Linked DNA regions of Mus musculus: region 2 is linked to region 1. Evidence: chromatin loops called from intact Hi-C (ENCODE). Cell type or tissue: left cerebral cortex. All regions are shown on one strand. Each heading gives the region's core, and the rest is flanking DNA. Links, peaks and the distances in the headings are about the cores only.

Region 1 (8,029 bases), core at 1,428-6,427:
ACCTTCATTGCCTCCCTATACTGCCCAATGATCCCAGATGTTTGTTTCTATGACAATAGGGGTCTCAATCCCTAAGAGGAAATCAGGCAGTATGATTAAGAAAGGTGAGTGGGAACAGGAAAATTATGGTTTGTACTAGTTTGAGCTCACTTTAGAGAAAGAATAAACCATGCTTTTTCTCAAATAGATCTGTGTGTGTGCATACTCCTGAGAGTGTGTGTGTGTGTGTGAGTGTGTGTGTGTGTGTGTGTGTGTGTGTGTGTGTGTGTGTGTGTGTGTGTTTGTGTGTGTGTGTCAGTGCTATGTGTACAGGTGTAGAATGTTTCTTTTCATTAGCAGAGGTTTTTCTACAGCCAGATTTCATCATTGAGCTCCGGCTGGCTGTCACCTGCCTGCTCATGGCATTAGACCTGCTATCCATGGGAGCCAAGGACTCCTAGGACTCAGAGCCAGGTTGGGCAGGGCTCTGGTATTCCCTGAGGAACAGTGGCTGGGCCAGACTGAGCCCCTTCATAGACCCTGGCCTCGGCCACCAGGCTTTGTCTTTTTTCATTTTTTCACTTGGCTGCATGCTAACCTTGGCTGTCTTTCCTCATCTTTGGCCTTGTTTATGTTCCTGTCCTTTGGTAGCTCTGGAAAACACCAGCAAACCAGAGCTGGCACCTAGTTCTACACAGTAATGTGCAGCCCAGTGTGCACTGAGGATCACATGAGCAGGGTTTGTACACCACATCCTAGCCAGAAAGATCGCATGATTCAGTGGCTCTATTTAATTGATTCGTATATTTAATCATTCAATTACATAATGTGATTTTGTCAAAAAGCTTTATGCAGAATTTTAAACTATAAAACAGATCTGTCAGGGACCTAGAGTCCCCTCTACTCTAGAATATGCTTCTGACAGACCCTCTAAACACACAGGGCTCTTCCTGACAACCAATGCAGAAAGTGTCACCTTGTAGCCACTTCAAACCTCTCCTGTCACAGAAGGGCTAAGGTGGGGAATCCTTGAATCCCAGGCAAGTTTATAGGAGATAGGTGATTTCTTTCACTCAAGCAAAAAAAAAAATAAAAATAAAAATAAAAATAAATACCATGGGAAGGGTGTGGCCTGGGACACAGGAGATTCTGAGTTAGAGCCGAGCTGCATCCTAACCACGAGGCTATGCACACAGGCACCAGGAACATGCCACATAAGACTATGGTGATTTCCTGGGTGTTTTTCTGTGTGCTATGGGTTTCAACACTTTCATTTCACTGAGTGAATCTCAACTGAGTGCCAGTGAAGTAAATGCTGGGCCTGCTGCGAGCCATCCCAGAGTCACAGGTCCTCTTTCCCAGAGAGAGCTTGCCTGGCCTTCTAGTCTCACTGAGTGTTGGATGTAGGGAACCACTGTTAACCCGGAGGCAGCCCCAATCCAGAATGAATGCCCAAGGCTGAATCTTGCATTAATTGACTCTTTGGAAATAGTTTGGTCCCAAATGTTACTGCATGAGAAATAGCTAAGAAGAAAGTGTACTGAGCTGGGAAGCCCTGTGGCATGGGTGTGACAAACAGAGGTGGCCTATCTGTATGTCTCAGTGGGTTTCACAACGTCTCTGGGTCTTAGTGTTCTCATCTGTAAAAGGTCACTCCACAACAATGTGAAAAACAGGCAAGGAAGACAAACCCTATGCAGCACTCAGAATAGTGGCCAATGTTGCACTGTGAACATTGAAATCTCAGCTCTTCCCAGGTCTCCCTTGATCTTCATGTAGCCATTAACTCTTACATTGTCTCTACAGTGAGATTTAAGTAGCTCTCTGTCTGGAATCTGGAAGCTAAGACTCAAAGAACTAAAGGCACTTGCCCACACAGCTGGTCAGTAGCCAGGGATGACACTAGGACACTGATTCCTCTCTGTGTTTGCTTATGTTTTTTTTTTCTCTGCTTGTTTGTTTTATGATGCATTTTTGTGGATGCAGGAGAAATAGGCACTGGGAGAACAGTGGCTTTTGCTGAACATGGGATGCCCAAGCTGACTATGATGAGTCAGGACAGTCATGGACCAAAGAAATGCAAGCTGGAAGGCAGAAGGCTAACCATACCCACAAGGTACCCCAAGAGCCACTCAAGAAGTCTCCCTGGCTGAGAGAAGGCCACAGAAACGCTGGGCAGGGACAAGATAATTGTCTCTTCAACTCTAGATCCACAGGGGATCTAGGCATGTGCATCCCGTTGCTTCTGACCTGTAACCTTCCTTCCTTCACTTACATTTGTTTTTTGTTTTTTTTTGTTTTGTTTTGTTTTGTTTTTTCTTCACAGAAGAACTGCTAGTTCCCAGGATACTAGGTTAGGCCCCGCAGTCTACATTGACTGCTCAGGGTGTATGACCTGTGCTTTTGTAATGTATAGGCATTGTAATACACACCCATTACTGCCCTGCAGTGCCCTAAGGAATTCAGTAAGACAAAAACCGGGGAATCTCCTTGCATATCAAACCCATTTGAGGTTTCTCACCGTTTTGGGACAGACTCTTCTCTGTCGCCAGAGAAACCCAGGACAAAAGACAGAAAACTAGTAGTTTGCTGGAAATGATGCGCCTGCTCTTGGTGTTGGTTCCAGACAGTTCTAGGATGGATAAGAAGGGGCATTTGGAGAGTTTAAGTACTACTCGCTCTCTGTAAGTGGCAGGGTTCAGGTTTGAACCCTAATCTGTCTGAGGAGTCCTAGGTCACTCATTATACTATAAGATCTCCTGGACCTCTCAACACTGGCCAAAGTAGCAACAGAGGGGAGCTGATGGTGGATGCTTGGCCTCTCCTTCCTTCTTAGATCCTCAGGGCTTACAAAGTGCTTGGCACACAGTGGACTCTGGGATGATCCTGTTAGATAGTATTGAATGAAATAATGCCCCATCCCACTGACCGTTCCTGTGCACTTTTGCCACAACCAGGACTCAGCCAAGCCATCCCTGAAGAGCCTTCCGAAGGCATTTGTCAGGTTCCTTCATCTCCTCTGAATGACATACTCATCTCTGGCTGCCAGGATAACAATCCTTGTAATACAGCCTCTTGTCTTTATAAAGGATAGAAAAGCATCTCCCCTCTGCCCAGCCCCCTACTGATCCACTCATTTTCCAACCTCTCCCTGCCAGCAGGCCAAGCTACGGTTGATTAGGGCAATGAGGCTTGCTCCGGCTTCCTCTGTCCCTCCCCAGGTCCTTGGCACTGAGCAGCAGTCCACTGTCTATCAATACTGTCTGGCACCAGAAGAAAGCCCCTCTCCCTTCCTGCACCCAGCATCCAGTTGCCTAGAAACCAGGACAGAAGCCGAGAGCATCTTGGGTTTCTTTTTCATTTCCTTGCCAGGTCTCAAAAGCAAGCAGTTGTTTGTTTTACGCAGAATGTTGTACAGTGGAGGCCTTGCCTTAACCTTGCCCAGATGATTTCATCAACCTGCGTCATGGTGATGCAGACTGACAGGGACAGCCACCGAGGGCTCAGCATCAGTGCCATTTGGTGATCGGTGCACCCGCTCATAATTAACAATGAGTGCTGAACATGGATTGTTTTAGAGACAGCCAGGCTGAGGATCGACCCGTATGTGTGAGTGTGTGTGTGTGTGTGTGTGTGTGTGTGTGTGTGTGTGCCTGTGGGTGTGCCCAGGCACGTGTTAAAATTGGCAGCATTGTGAACTGCAACTCGCTGTAGCCACGTGCAGAAAGGAAGAGAGATTTTTCTTTTCCCAGCAGAACAAAAGCCTGTCTTGAACATCCTTTCTGACTTTGCTAGACGACACCACACAATTCTGGGCAGGGTGAAGGTGCCAAGATTCTGCATGGCTCTTCCTCAGGAAGACCTAGTGGAAAGATGGATCATTTTTACAGGAGCCTGGGAAGAGGTGCAGGTTTAACAGTTACAAATGGGATGGAAGCCACTCCACCCTGTTCCATGCTTAGGACAGGGTCTCTCCTGAATCTCAGGCTGACCTTGGGCTCATTATACAGCCCAGGATGACCTTGACCTTCTCATCCACCAGCTTTCAACCCCAAGATGCTGAAATTGCAGCCAGGAGCAAACATGCCTGGCTTATGTGGTACTGGGGAGTGAAGCCAGGACTCTGTACATACTCTACCAGCTGAGCCATGTTCCCAACCCTCCACTCTGAGCTCTTGTCTTAGCTCTAAGAGGACCAAAGAGTGGTTAGGACCGAGCCTGGCTGATGTCATCTCATGTTCTGTTCCACCTGAATACTGTCCTCAAAGCTTATGGGATTACATCTGTGCTGAAGGGGGACCAAATTCACCCTTGCCAAGGCTCCCTTGTGTACCCAAGTATGACACCTTTTGAGGAGCCCAGAAAGCCAGACTTAATGGAGCAAGCCACTTATCAGGAGTGCTGAGCCATGGACCTGGCTTCTCATTAGGTCTCGGTACCATAAATGTATCCTGGTTCTCTGGACAGGGATGGACCAGCATATTGCCTGAGGTTAGACAGCTAATGAACCTGAACTCCACAATCTGAACTCCATAGCTGACTCAGAAATTCTTATGAAAATACTTCAGCTATCTTCCTGTATCTGCAGAGACCTCCAGGAGTTACAGGCTCCCAGCACAGTAGTCTCTTGGAAAATGCTTATCACAACTGAGTAACTTGGAAGGGAGCAGGTCTGAAAAGAAATCTATTTGCTACGTTTTCATAGTAGCTTCATAGGAAATACTCGGATACACTTTTTTTTTTAATTGATGCAGAATCCCATGTATTCCAGGCTGGCTTTGATGTAGCTCACTTTTGCTTCACCTTCCCCCACCCCCACACCAAGTGTTGTGATTACCCCCATATGCCTGACATATGGGATACTGGGGATCAAACTGGGCCATTGTATGTGCTCGGCAATCACTCTACCCATGGAATGACATCCCAGCCTTGGCCACACTTTACAATGAGAAGTTGAATGGCTTCGAGTTTGGCTGGAACACTATGGTCCTGATTCTCTGTCCCGTTAGTTCCCTGGACATCTTTGTCACTTGTATGGCTATTTAGTCACAGGCCTTTTCTTTAGTAGTGCCTTTTCTCTTTGATTAATAGTTTAATAGGCTATCTCTTATCCATTGTTTACCAATTTCATGCATGTGAGTCTCCCTCTATGTCTGCTTCTCACTCCACCAGGTACTCCAACATGGCTCCTTTGCCCGCTTCAGGTCCTCTCCTTAACATTTTCAAGGCAAAGCGCTTTGAAAATGCCTTCCTCTTAAGGATGGAGAATAGAGTGATTAAGTTCCTAATACTCAGCCTGAGGAGCCACAGGCGTTAGGGTCTAATACTTACTGTACGACTGCAGCCCAGACCCTTTAAACCTCAGTTTCTAATCTGTGAAGTGGGGATGATAAAGGTTCTGAGTTACTGTGCATAATATATGAGTTCACAGGTAAAATGAAAGGAGAGCCCCTTAGGAGCACAGACTCTATAAGACATGGCTCTGTTGATCTTTAACACCCGCTGCAGGCTATGAAGTAGACTAAGGCTACGGGGTAAAGCGGGAGCAGATATCAGATAACCCTGGGTCCTACCTGGGCATTCAGCAGAGGCATTGCTGGCACACATAGTGGGGTCGCACGACTCTCATCTCATGGCGCATATATATTCATTAATTTTTGGCAATCTTCAAAACAGCCCTAGCCTGTAGGGCAAATATCTCATACCTGTTTCTGTTGTATGAAATGCTTCTGTACACAGAAGGTGAGTTCTATACCCCAGAGACACTATGTTATAGAGTCTAATGAAGAACTTCAGATAACAACCTTAGAGAAAAATGAAGCCAGACATGTCGTGTACGCCTGTAATTCCAACACCCAGGCCGCTGAGGTAGGAGGACTGGGACTTTGAAAATATTCTTGGCTACATGAGCCAAGGTTGAGCCATCCTGGGCTAGAAAGGACCCTATCTAGAGAGAGAGAGAGAGAGAGAGAGAGAGAGAGAGAGAGAGAGAGAGAGTGAGATTAAGACCTCTTGCCTCTCTTCCAGAGAACACAGGTTCAATTCCCAGCATGCACATGGTGAAGCAAGTGCTATGAGGAACAGGGTCCTCACTGCATCTCCACCGAAGCCTTCATCTTGAACTTCCCCACCTCTGGAGCTGTGAGAAAGAGGATTCTGTTGCTCATAAGTCACCCTGCTAGCGCTATATTGTTACAACAGCCCCAATGAACTAAGACAGTGAGGAGGCTCACAAGTGACTCTAACTCCATTCCAAGAGGGTCCAATGCCTTCTTCTGGCCTCTGTGGACACCAGGCATACATGTGGTACATGGACTTACATACAGGCAAAATACTCATAAACCTAAATAAATCTTCTCAGACACTGAGAATCAGGGGGTTCAGTCCACACAGGCAAAGGGCAGACCAAAGGGAATATCAAACAGATGAAGCAGACTCTCTCTCTCTCTCTCTCTCTCTCTCTCTCTCTCTCTCTCTCTCTCTCTCCCTCTCTCTCTCTCTCTCTCTCTCTCTCTCTCTCTCTCTCTTTCTCTCTCTCTCTCTCTACCTCCCTCCCTCCCTTCTTCCCTTCCTCCCCCCCTCTCTCATGCTTGCAGGTCTGTGTGTATGTGTGTGTGTGTGTGTGTGTGTGTGTGTGTGTGTTTGTGTAGATTGGACTAAGCTTTATTGTCTGGACCAGCTTCCATAATCCTGTGGCCTCCCACAGCAGGGACTGGGTACCATCTATATGCCTGTGCTTATTGCCTGGGGCAGGCGGCTAATGCTGTAAGAAAAACCAGTCTTCCTGTCCCTTGACTCTTCCAGAAGTCCAGTCACCTTGTCACACACACGTCCTGTCAGTCTGTACCCATTTCACGTAGCACCTGTTCCATAGAAAGATTAACCCTTTCAATTCCCCCTTACCTTCCTCATCCCAAACCAGCCCCCATTAAAAATTGGCAAAAAGGCTAACTTACTATGTTTCCCTTCTTGGGAAGCTAATTTGCATTTTAATACAAGCTTCCTGGCACCTCAAAGACCGTTAGAGACACATAAAGGATCAAGTCTAATGGTGTGAGCCTTAGGTGCCAAGACCTAACATCTGGGCTCATAATTTTAAACATATGGCACACTTCAGCGTGTGCCATCCACCAGCCGGCTGTGCCGTTCCTGCCGCCCTGAAGCATAAGTCCCCAGCATCTTCTCCATGCACCAACTTATTATCCGCCGTCGACTGAAGGCAGTTGCCTCGATGGGGGAAGGGACTTTGGATTAACTGCTGTTGGTGGTGACAGCTGCCATGTGCTAAGAGCCACACACTGCCAGGAGCACTCCGACATCTCACTGCCTCCCGGTAAAGCTATTGGATGGGCAGAACAGTTCCCATTTTACAGATGAGAAGACTGATGCTCAGAAAGGCCAAATACCTTATTTGGTGTCTCAAACTCGAAGGACTAGGGGTGCAGCCCAGTTGATCAAGTGTTTGTTCAACATGCATGAGGCTTTGGGTTCAATCCCCAGCGGTTTGAACTAGGTGGGGTGGCAGACGTCTGTAAAAACAGCATTTGGGAGGTGACCACAGCACCCTCCAGGCCCCTGTAGTGGACCTAGCAGTGGAAGGTCCCTGTGCCACTCTAACTATCCAAGGAGGAAGTTGACCATGATTTTTCTCAGGCTACAGTCTACACTCAAGCTCAGCTATGTCTCCGGCCACAGCTCCTTGATTAACCATGTTACTTTTGGCCAGTCATCCTAACCTGCAGGAGGGGAAGGGCCCTTTTCTCATCTGACAAATGAAGCCACTGGCCTGGAAAATCGCTAAGGTGCCTCCTGGGGTTTCTACACGGACCCTCGCCCCACCCCAAGGAGGAGATCAAGGAGAGGAGCCAGCCTGGCCGGCCTCCCATCTGGACTCCCAGGGTTTGTTTACCCTCGGGCTCTCTGGAAACACAACAGCTTGACCAGATGGGCTGCCCCACTATGAGCTGGGCTTCGTGACAGGTTGGGGAGCCGAGGTTCTGGTGTCTCCAAAGGAGGGAATTAGTCCTGGGCTGCTGAGGCCTGCCAGCTC
Region 2 (5,000 bases), core at 1-5,000, 480 kb before region 1:
CCAATCACATACCAGGGCAGCTTGTACGTATCATCACCATTACTAATAAAATCTTGAATTATTCATCAAGGGTTGTATCTTTACCCCTTTGACGTCGGTTGCAGATATTTAGTTAGTATGCCTGTACACTGCCTTGTAGTCAGTGGAAGGGAATTCAGGCTTTGAATCCCCCGGTTGGATTAAACTCACTCTTTGTAAGTGGCTGCTTGGCGGAAGATTGAAATACACGCCTGCATTCGAAAATGAATTCTGACAAGTGTAAACTGGTGGGAATGTTTTTGAAGCCTTCCTGAGATTCTTTGATTCTGTTGGTCTCCTTTCTTTCTGAGAACCGTTCTGAAGCGAGGACGTGCCGCTCAGCTCAGCTGAAATGCGGTTCTCAGAGCAGACCCTTCCTCCAGTCAGCGTCTTAAAGGCCAGCTGGAATAAGAGACGTTAATGAGGCTGGCCATGCCAAGCCCAGCGTTTTAAACTCAGGTTTTTCTGCAGTTGCCCTTGAAAGGAATGAAGGTCAAGTTGCTTCAGCAACCTTGCAGCTTTGATAGTGGACGGAAGGGCACGCTGCAGAGCTGGGTGGCTGGGTCCTACAGTGATGGTTTATCTTGCGTCTCTTAAAAGTAAGCTTAAAAAAAAAAAGATTAGCCTACTGCAGCTTGTGGACTAGCCTGGAAACACCTGGGACGCTGAGGTGAGGATGGAAGGCTTTTCCGATAATGAGAAAGAATGTGTTTGCGAATGTATTGAGAGGCTGAGAAATGGTTTTATCCCATCTGGGTTTAAGCAAGTTGGCACTGGGGGAAAAAACTGAATCTGGCTGAATCTCTCTCTTTCAGTGGCAGCCACAGCAGCAGCAGCAGCAGCAGTGGGAGCAGGAACAGCAGTAACAACAGCAACAGCAGCACAGCCGCCTCAGAGCTTTGGCTCCTGAGCCCCCTGTGGGCTGAAGGCATTGCAGGTAGCCCATGGTCTCAGAAGAAGTGTGCAGATGGGATTACCGTCCACGTGGAGATATGGAAGAGGACCAGGGATTGGCACTGTGACCATGGTCAGCTGGGGGCGCTTCATCTGCCTGGTCTTGGTCACCATGGCAACCTTGTCCCTGGCCCGGCCCTCCTTCAGTTTAGTTGAGGATACCACTTTAGAACCAGAAGGTAAGTTCATGCGTGCCATTTTAAGGGTACCAAGTCGTTTTGGGGATGTGTCTGGGGGAAGTGGTCTTTAAGTGGGAGGCCTGTTTCAGCCGGCTGCCATATGAGTAGTCTCTCTCCGCATCATATCGGAGCTTAGAAGGGAGGGTCTTGTCTCCCAGGCATGAGTGGAGTGGTTTGGTTTGCTCTGTTCTTTGTGCTTGGGTGAGGGAAGCAGTGGCAGTTCTTGTTTAGCCAGTGCCTTACAGCACTCTGGAGGGGACGTACCTTGGCAGGGTGACTGTGGCCTTCTGCAGTTGCTCTCTAGATTGAGGGAAAAGCCTTGAATCACACTATCTTTTGGCTAAAGGAAATAGGCAGCCTCTGAAAGCTGACTTTTTTTTTCTTTTTCCGCATTGTTTAAGAGAAAAGAAGGTTCTGAAGTTGAGCATGGAGAGCCGTGCCATGCTGGATCGGTTTTTAAGCTGGTGTAAGCTCTTTGTGCTTTCACCCGGCATCACAGAGTGGGCAGGTTTCATGTTGGGAAGATTGGAAAGTGAATTTGCCAAGAGTCTTCCCCCATCTGGGGAAAAGCCAGATTTCACTAGTGTGTTTGGCTTTGCACACTTGGTTGCAAATGTGAGAAGCTAGTTGTGAGGAGGACGTGGCTGAAATCCGGAGCTGGGCAAAGCGCTGGTCCTTCTCCCAGGTCCTTCAGAGACGTGGTCTGTGGCCAAGCCTCTCTCCTTGGTGCCGCACGGGAATCTGTCATCAGGAGGGAATATTGGTAGGCGAGTTATTTTTTGAGTGGTAATCCGAGCGTGACACTGCAGATCGCAGCACTCATCGCCACTTAATGAACGTGTTTGCTGAGGGCCCACCTGGTGCCGGCTGGCTTTGGAGTCCGTCACGGTCCTGAGTGCTGGCAGGTCAGCTGAGTTGCTGTGGCTATGCACACTGAATCAGGGTCCTGATTCATCCAGATCATCCAGAGGGGGATTGTAGGAGGGACAGGACCCCTCCCCCAAGGGTGACCTCAAGGAGGGCTATGTACCCATCTGAGAGGAGGGCTTGAGAAATGGGTCCCCAGTAAGATCCACCCAGACAGACACTCTCCCTGGCTTTGTGTGTATGTCGGGCCACACAGATGCCTGGAAATGTTATAAATTACCAGGTATCTTTGGAAAGGAAATGAGGTAGGAGTTTTGTGCATGAGGTGTGTTCAACATACAGCCTCACGTCCTTTTCCGGAACCACCTCTCTGTGACTTATCCTGTGACGTCAGGGAGAGTGTAATCTGCAACAGTGACATGTTTTCAAAGGGCTTAATGTGAGGGGGAAAGGATTGGGTTTCTGAAAGTCTGGTCTGCACTTCTTTAATTTTGTTAATAATTAAAATGGATGTCCCCCTAATTGCCGGTTGTCCCTGGAGTGTGTGGCTCAGCACTAACTAAGGAAGCTGAGCTAGGATTTCCTACAGCGTGGGCTTCAGAAACAGCCCCGGTTAGGAAAGAATTGTCATTTTTCATTTGGACTCTCGGGGCAGTGTTGCTGTGAGTTGATTTCAGTTGCAGAGTATAAAATGGTCCTGGAGGGTTTCCTGGACTGCATCTAATTACCTCAGAAAGGTTACAAGATGTTTGTACTCGCAAGGAGGAGGCAGGTGGGGGAGAGGAAGGACAGTGGGCTGGAGTCCCCCAAATGGCTCTTTGTGTAAGAACCGATATCCAACAATGCTCACATTGTTGAAAGCAGATCCCACCACCTGGGGACCTGTAGGTACATGTAAGGTTAGGGAGGGAGGCTGAGAAGTCTCCGAAGTTGTAGGTCACACTTTGCCAATGCCCCTGGGTACACTTTGCTAGGCTCAGAGTTTGCATGAGGTTCGAATCACATATAGAGTTGGGAGACGCTAAGAAAAAGAAAAGAAAAAGAAAAAAGGAAAAAAGGAAAATGTCTCAAGGTGTGGAGTTTCACCAGAGCAAGCTTGGGAAATGCAGAGAAACCCCAGAGCCTTGATTGGTGGGATCTCTTTATCAATAGTCACTGAACAGTAGTACCATCCCCAGATGCCTTCTGAGGACCAGCTCAAGAGATTTAGTTTTCACCAGTGACCTGGACAGAAAGCAGAAAGCACAGCTCCTGGCATTGATGGTGGCCTTGGCCATCCCCATCCCCAGCAAGCTGGGGACAAGGGGGTGCACAGTTCTCAGTGCAGCAAACACGGTACCCTGAGATGAATGTTGCTTTTGGATGGAGGAGGTGGTGATGCTGGATTTCGGCAGGGTCTGTGCTCACTCTCCTTGTCTGTTAGACCAACATTGCCACTGACATCCAGGCCATCAAGCTAGAGGCTAGGCTCCATGCTAGGCTCTGGTGTCTAATGTGTGCATATGTGCATCTCTCCAGCCGCCATATTTGATGCAGCCAGGACTTCAGCTAACACTGAGTTCAGCTTCTGTCTCCTGAAGCTTTACCATGGAAGGCATCCGTTTGCTAATTTAGAAGCTCAGTTTAGATAATGTCTATTGGGCCGGACAAATATGTAATCAGGAAGTTCCTAGAAAGAGCCTGTGCCTCACTACTAAGGAGCCCTTTTGACCCTCTAGGGAGATGTTATGTTCAGTCATGTAGTTCTGTGCAGTGTATGTAGCCATGCAATGTATGTCCTCACCCCGAATCCTATCCTGTCCGTGTGTCTCTGGACACTTTCTCAAGTGGCAGCAGCAGGATTGGGTCAAGTCAGTTGACCTAAGAAGGCAGTCATCTCTGTAAGATTTTCCTCGGTATTTCAGAATAGAAATGATTGTATCCAGCTGGTCATCCCTGTGACAAAGGACAACAGTATCAACAGTTGGGGACTTCGGAGGGGTGGTCCCGATTCTAAGTACTGTTCTGTTGATTCAAATCCTGAATGTTCCCAGTGTAGTCAAGCTTGATTACTGCCAGTCTCGGCTCTTACTTTCAGATTCCCCCTGACGTTGTCACCTGCTCTGGTTAATTAAGTCATTGTTGACATTAAGGGAATCTGTTTACCCCAGCCCAGTAGGAGCTAAAATAAAAGGGCTTTCCCAAACCCAAACCCTTAATTACTTTCCCACCCTCTGCTAAGTGCAAAGGGACGGCCTGGGGGTGGGGTGGGGGTGGGAGTGAGGGAGTAATTTACATGCCTTAAAAAACACCCACCATTTCTTGGGCAGTCTTCTGGGTTGATGCTGTTCCGGATTGAAGTGAGCCAGCGAAAACCTCGTGAGTGTGAGGTCTACGTGGAGACCTGCTGAAGGGTTCCCCCCCCCTCACCACCACCACCACAGGGTAGTTCAAGTCCTTTGTCAGAGAGTATCCTACATGCTGTGGTCTCAGCCCCCCACATTTAATTGCCAGTTAGAAGAAGAGAAAAGAAATATCTGCGTGGTGCAAGTGGATGATTTAACAGGAGTCTTGTGTTTCCTATTATCTGCATTTTTTGTTCCTCAGTGTGAGTGTGAATATTTAAGAGTTGACTGTAACTTGATAGTTTCGCTGAGGAACAAGGGCTTATTCTTGGTCAATTAAACCAAATGCAGGCGCATGCTGTTAAACACACAATGAAGTACACATTCTTTATTAGAATATAGTGTATTTCACAATTCATGGGCAAGGAACTGTGTTTAATATTACTTCTAGAGCAAAAATCTGGCCAGCCCAGAAAATTGGCATTTATATAACTCTTTCTTGCTGGCTTCCACTGATCTGAATAGAGCAAGTTTGTGTGTGTGTGTGTGTGTGTGTGTGTGTGTGTGTGTGTACCTGTCTGTCTATGTTGCCTGTTTATTTCAATCAGTTAAAAGACTAAATAACTTACTTAAAAAAAAATAGCCACCCCTTCTCAGA

The links. Hi-C counts contacts between places; a loop is a spot of excess contacts. Peaks named below come from ENCODE experiments on the same cell type or tissue, not always from the same donor. Only the 100,000 strongest peaks of a DNase experiment are listed, where the experiment ranks them.
Region 2: a loop joins it to region 1, with 2.8 times the contacts of the local background. A loop is called at or near these places in 2 of 42 quality-filtered maps.

What each region holds. Positions count from the first base shown.
Region 1 is chr7:129,774,520-129,782,548 of GRCm38, reverse strand. All of the region lies in intron 1 of Gm33323 (a long non-coding RNA gene), which reads right to left. Among named protein-coding and RNA genes, the nearest start is that of Gm33398, 14 kb to the right of the region's middle. In left cerebral cortex, for the core only: no CTCF peak of the experiment used is centred there; a DNase peak (open chromatin) is centred at 3,400.
Region 2 is chr7:130,257,900-130,262,899 of GRCm38, reverse strand. Fgfr2 (fibroblast growth factor receptor 2) reads left to right here. Exons shown (of 18, transcript NM_010207.2): 2 at 834-1,151. The coding sequence starts at 986. Among named protein-coding and RNA genes, the nearest start is that of Fgfr2, 6.4 kb to the left of the region's middle. In left cerebral cortex, for the core only: a CTCF peak has its summit at 2,673; DNase peaks (open chromatin) are centred at 871, 1,817, 2,446, 2,639 and 1 more place; H3K4me3 peaks cover 2,828 bases; H3K27ac peaks cover 3,226 bases.